Regions from separate parts of the Homo sapiens genome. Here region 2 is linked to region 1. The links are chromatin contacts, found by Hi-C or POLR2A ChIA-PET in ENCODE. All regions are on one chromosome and are shown on one strand. The core of a region is the stretch at or near the end of the contact, and the rest is flanking DNA. Distances in the headings are between cores, read along the strand shown. Region 1 holds the start of RAET1G (retinoic acid early transcript 1G). Region 2 holds the start of ULBP1 (UL16 binding protein 1).

Evidence for each region. Hi-C counts contacts between places; a loop is a spot of excess contacts on that map. ChIA-PET counts read pairs that join two places held with the same protein, here RNA polymerase II (POLR2A). Pooled maps may share reads with other maps.
Region 2: a pooled map shows a loop between it and region 1 (2.5-fold over the local background). The contact joins the promoter of ULBP1 here to the promoter of RAET1G in region 1. A Hi-C loop is called at or near these places in 8 of 168 maps with a recorded cell type or tissue (B cell, CD4-positive, alpha-beta T cell, CD8-positive, alpha-beta T cell and 4 more), 11 of 37 single-sample maps with no recorded cell type and 18 of 50 pooled maps. POLR2A ChIA-PET finds 5 or more read pairs at or near these places in 3 of 52 experiments (BJ, H1 and HEK293).

What each region holds. Positions count from the first base shown.
Region 1 is chr6:149,921,827-149,924,526 of GRCh38, reverse strand. RAET1G (retinoic acid early transcript 1G) reads left to right here and starts at 1,406. Exons shown (of 5, transcript NM_001001788.4): 1 at 1,406-1,601. The coding sequence starts at 1,517.
Region 2 is chr6:149,962,685-149,965,384 of GRCh38, reverse strand. ULBP1 (UL16 binding protein 1) reads right to left here and starts at 1,442. Exons shown (of 5, transcript NM_025218.4): 1 at 1,251-1,442. The coding sequence starts at 1,335. RefSeq lists enhancers at 1-25, 567-1,106.

The DNA of each region.
Region 1 (2,700 bases), core at 157-2,656:
CAAAGAAATGTGTGAGCATTTGTCACACAGGGAGATCCGGATACGCTCCATCACTGTGGATCCAGGCCTCAGGGAGCAGGAGGGTGTTCCTTCATGTGGGAAGATGAGGGACACACATGGGAGGGGGTATTTGTGCGCGGCTTGGAAGGATGGCTGGTCCTTGCCCAGGGGGAACAGGCCCAAAGCAAGCGCTGGCAGTTAGTAGCTATGGGGAGCTTTCATTTGAACCTGCTCTGCTGAGTCCCCTGGGCCATCCCCACACCTGGTGGGGCACTGTTCTAAGGGGAGCTCAGGGTCAATCTCTCTGATGTGCTTTCTAAATCAGCAAGGTGCCTCACAGGTTGTGATTTTAGAGACAAGGTTTTCAATGCTTTGCATTAAAATGCAAAGATTTTAATGAGCAGAGTCTTTTTGCCAATCCGAATTGGGCAGATCCCAGCAAGACACATATTTTTAAGATAATTTTTAAAGCTGTTTAATTTTGGTAAAAAAGTAGAACATAAAATTTACTATCTTAACCAATTGTTTAGTGTACAATATCTTCTTTGAAGCTTCTGAAGACCTGGTGCTTCTGTAATAAAATCTAGCCCCGGGCCAGGCGTGGTGGCTCACCCTTGTGATCTCAGCACTTTGAGAGGCCGTGTCGGGCCGATCACTTGAGCCCAGGAGTCCAAAGCCAGCCTGGGCAACATGGTGAAACCCCGTCCCCACTGAAATACAAAACTTAACCGGGCTTGGTGGCGCGCACCTGTGGTCCCAGCTACTTGGGAGGCTGAAGCAGGAGAATCGTTTGAATTCGCGAGGCAGAGGTTGCAGCGAACCCAGATCGCGCCGCTGCACTCCAGCCTGGGCGGCAGAGCGAGACTCTGTCACGAAGAAAAAAAAGAAAAGAAAGAAAAACCAACCAACCAAACAAACAAACCTAGCCCAGGCTATAACCACGTCCACTCGGGATTTGGGATGAGGCCGCGGGGATGGGACTGGGCTTGGATCTGCGCACAGGACGGTGGGTTGGGAGCACTCTGCAACGCAGGGAGAGGGAAGGCGGGTGTCGCAGGTACAGGCGAGGACAGGGAGACCCTGTCGCGGCTGAACACTTCTGTGCATTTTCTTCACCTTTCTGTGCATCGGTATCCACATTGGATTAATACAAAATGAAAAAATTGCGGTGATGATTACATGAGGGGGTCATGGAAAGAAGCCTTTGGCAGGACTGGTCCCGGGCAGGCAGCCAGCAAAGTCTGACTGGCTGAAGCAGGGGGAAGTGCGCGAGCGCTGCAGTAGAAAGTGGGGTAGACTTGGATGAGCAACTTGGCTGAGAGACACCTGATTGGCTAGCGGCTCAGCAAAGGGGGTGTGTTTCCTCCGAGGGGCGGGGCAGAAGGAGTGCTAGAGTTTAGGGCTTACTGGAGTTTAGGGCTGCATTCAGACGGGCTGCATTCAGACAGCCTGCGAGCCGCCAGGTGATCCACGGGCTGGGCTTCGCTTCTGCTGTCCCCTGCGATCCAACTCCCCAATGGCAGCGGCCGCCAGCCCCGCGTTCCTTCTACGCCTCCCGCTTCTGCTCCTGCTGTCCAGCTGGTGCAGGACCGGGCTGGCCGGTGAGTTCGGGGATGGAGCCTAAGCGGGGCGGAGGCCAACCGTGGGGGGCTGTGGACTGTGGGCTTCAGAGGAGGGGAGGCTTCTGGAAGGACCCGTGCGATCACCCCGGACTGCGCCCCCGCTCAGTTTCCCTCCGCGTCTCCTTCCCGCCGGGTCCGTTCCCAGAGGCTACTTATCCTCCGAGGGGAGGAGCTGGTCAGAGAGGAGGCTGGAAAGGAACCCCCGGAGAGTGGAGGGGCCAGAGGGCTGCAGAGGGCGACGTGGAGCGGGGATCCCTAGTGCAGCCCGGCAGTCCCACCCGCCCTCGGGAAGGAGAAACCAGAGCCCCCAGAATCCGAGCTGGGGTCAGGACAGGGGTGAAGTGGGGTTGCACAGGGACACAATCACAGACACTCCCACCAGCCACCAGCCTGCTCTGTTCTCACCCGCTCTCAACCACACAAACCTTCCAGCACCCCCAGGGCTGCGTGCCCTTGAATTTTTCCCTGCACTTTCCTGTAGACACTCACCTGCACCCAGCGGCTCAGCAGACACTTCCCACCCTCCCCTCACCATCCACTGCCACCACCCAGGTAACATCCTCTTACTCCCCACCTCAGCCCAGCTGGTCACCCCAGAGGTCTCCCCATCCATGAAGGGGCCCTCGCGACCTCTTACACCACGTGACACCTTCTGCCTCTTGCCTGAGGACACACCCCAGCAAACACACCCCAAGCTCCCCACAGAACCTGTGCAGGGGGGATGGGAAGCACCATTTCCTCCAGGATGACCCTGGGAACTCTGGTGAGTAGAGGCACCCACTTCTGCCCTTGGGGCCCAGACCTGCCTGTTCTTCCTACTGGGGCGCCAGCATCATAGAGAATAGTCAGTGTGTAGACAGGGGTCAGCAAACCCTTTCTAGAAAGGGAGGAAGGATGCCCTGTGATCTTTGCAGGCCTTGGGTTCTCCGTCTCAGTGTCCAGTCCTGTCCCTTTGCAGAGCAACAGCAGGCAATGGCAACCTTCAAATAGGGGGGACCAGATTTGGACCCTGTCCTAGGTTGCTGACCCTAGATGAGGGGATTACAGTGTACCAGCAAATAGTACCCCATCCCCTATG
Region 2 (2,700 bases), core at 193-2,692, 41 kb before region 1:
GGAAGCGGACTCGGCGGAAAGGAGCCCCGGAGGGGAACTGAGTGCCTTCAGCCAGGCACGTTCGGGGAGACAGCGATGTTCGGGGAGACCGCGATGTTCTGGGGGATCGCGATGTTCGGGGAGACCGCGATGTTCGGGGAGGCCGCGATGTTCGGGTAGACCGCGATGTTCTGGGGGATCGCGATGTTCGGGGAGACCGCGATGTTCGGGGAGGCCGCGATGTTCTGGGGGATCGCGATGTTCGGGGAGACCGCGATGTTCGGGGAGGCCGCGATGTTCGGGTAGACCGCGATATTCGGGGAGATCGCGCTGGTCCACCCAGAAGCCTCCTGGCCTATGGGGCAAGCAGCAGCCGCAGGAAGCGGACCCGGAGGAAAGGAGCCGCGGAGGGGAACTGAGTGCCTTCAGCCGGGCATGTTCGGCGAGATCGCGATGTTCGGGGAGATCGCAATGTTTCGGGGGATCGCAATGTACGGGGAGACGGCGATGTTCGGGGGTACCGCGATGTTCGGGGGGACCGCGATGTTCGGGGAGACCGCGTTACTCGGGGGGACGGCGATGTTCGGGGGGGATCACGATGTTCGGAGGGATCGCGATGTTGGGGTAGAACGCGATGTTCGGGGGCATCGCGCCGGTGCTACCAGAAGCCTCCTGGCCTGCGGGGCAAGCAGCAGCCGCAGGAATCAGACCCGGCGGAAAGGAGCCGCGGAGGGGAACTGAGTGCCTTCAGCCGGGCATGTTCGGCGAGATCGCGATGTTCGGTGAGATGGCAATGTTCGGGGAGATCGCGATTTTCGGGGAGACCGCGATGTTCGGGGAGATCGCGTTGCTCGGAGAGAGGGCGATGTTCGGAGAGGCCGCGATGTTCGGGGAGACCACGATGTTCGGGGAGACAGCACCGGTCCTTCCAGAAACCTCCTGGCCTGAGGGGCAAGCAGCAGCCGCAGGAAGCGGACCCGGCGGAAAGGAGCCACCGAGGGGAACTGAGTGCCTTCAGCTGGGCATGTCTGGGGAGATCACGATGTTCGGGGAGATCGCGATGTTCGGGGAGACAGCGATGTTCGGGGGCACCGCGATGTTCGGGGAGACCGCGACGTTCGGAGGGACCGCGACGTTCGGGGAGACCGCGATGTTCGTTCAGGGAGATCGCGCCGGTCCTTCCAGAAGCCTCCCCTCCTCTGAAACCCGCTGCAGTCCACAACCTCCCAGGTTTGGCCCCCGCCCTGCTTAGGCTACATCCCCGAACTCACCGACCCATCCTGCCCGGGACCAGCCAGACAGCAGGTGCAGAAGCGGGAGGCACAGAAGGAACGCGGGGCTGGCGGCCGCTGCCATTGTAGACCTGGAGCTCCGTGGACAGGAGGCGCTGATGGTTCCCTTCGAGGCTCACACCACGGCTGTTTATAAAGCTGCCCAGCCCGGCCCGCCGCGCGCAGGGATACACTGGGCGGGATCCTAGGCATGCACTTTTTTGGGGATGCTCCACCCCGTCACGCCCCGGGCTCGTCATCTGACAGCGGCCTGGCTGACGCAACTCTCCCCTCCGACCCGCCCCCGCGGCTTGGTGGCGGCGTGCGCGGGCCCCGAGCGGGCCAGGACGCCGTTCCTTCCGTTCCTTCCATGGCCCCATCAAATAATTTTTCAACACAGCATTTATCATTACCCCAGTGTAAACACTGATGCACAGGAAGATGAAGAAACTTGCATAGGAATACTCAGTGGCGGCGGTGTCTCCCTGTCACCGCCTGCGCCAGCGACACCCGCCCTCCCTCCGCCTGCAGTCGCGAAGTCCCCGCCCCTCTCCGTCCAGGGCGCAGCCGCTTCCCCATTCCGGAGCGAACCTTTTTTGCCTCTCCACTAAAAGCATGAGGTGGTCTTTGAGTATATTCTATATCCCTTTATGACTTCTGGAAAAAAAAAAAAAGAAAAGAAAGAAAGCCCTAGAGGGCTACCGTGATCAATCATGATGTGATCAGTTGTGTTTCCATGGAGAGCAGAAGCCGAGGGAAGAGTCTACGCATGCGTGGGGCTCACTTTGCTACACACCCTTCTGTGTCTAACAACACCCAAATCCGTGGCTGTATCTGCACCTCGGCTCAGTCCCTGGATGGTCCCTGCAGCCATCCTCAAAAGGGACGCCCGAGTGCATCCTCCTCTGAGTCACCATGAAACCATCTAGATCTGCGGGTAGAAGCCAGAGGGAGGTGGAGGGCCCAGTGGCTCTTGGCCGCAAGGGAGGGCTTAGCCTGCAGTAAGGACTGGGCAGAGCCCCTGAGTCCCACTTTGCCCCCAGCCACTCAGCCCATTCCCCAATGAATGAGAAAAATAGGCACAGACCTCCCACTCCACACAGTCTTCATGTGGGGAGACCTTCACCTGGTGACCATCAATCACCAGGGTCCTGAGGCTGTGGGAAAGGGGAGGAGGCCTGGACCAAGCCCAGGGCCTGACTATGCTTCAGGACAGGGACATGGGATGGCAGCCATCTCTGTGACTGAGCAGGGACACAGGAGCCAAAAGGTTCTGGCCTGATGCACTAGAGCCTCTGTCCAGGAGGGGCTACATGAAGGGTGGTCGGCAGGACAACAGTCACACGGGGGTGGGCAGTTCTCAGATTTGGGAGGGGAATAGCTTGGTGGGCCCAGGGATCTGTGTGTGAGAAAAGCCTCCCATGTACAGGGCTGGGGGCAGGAGCTCAGG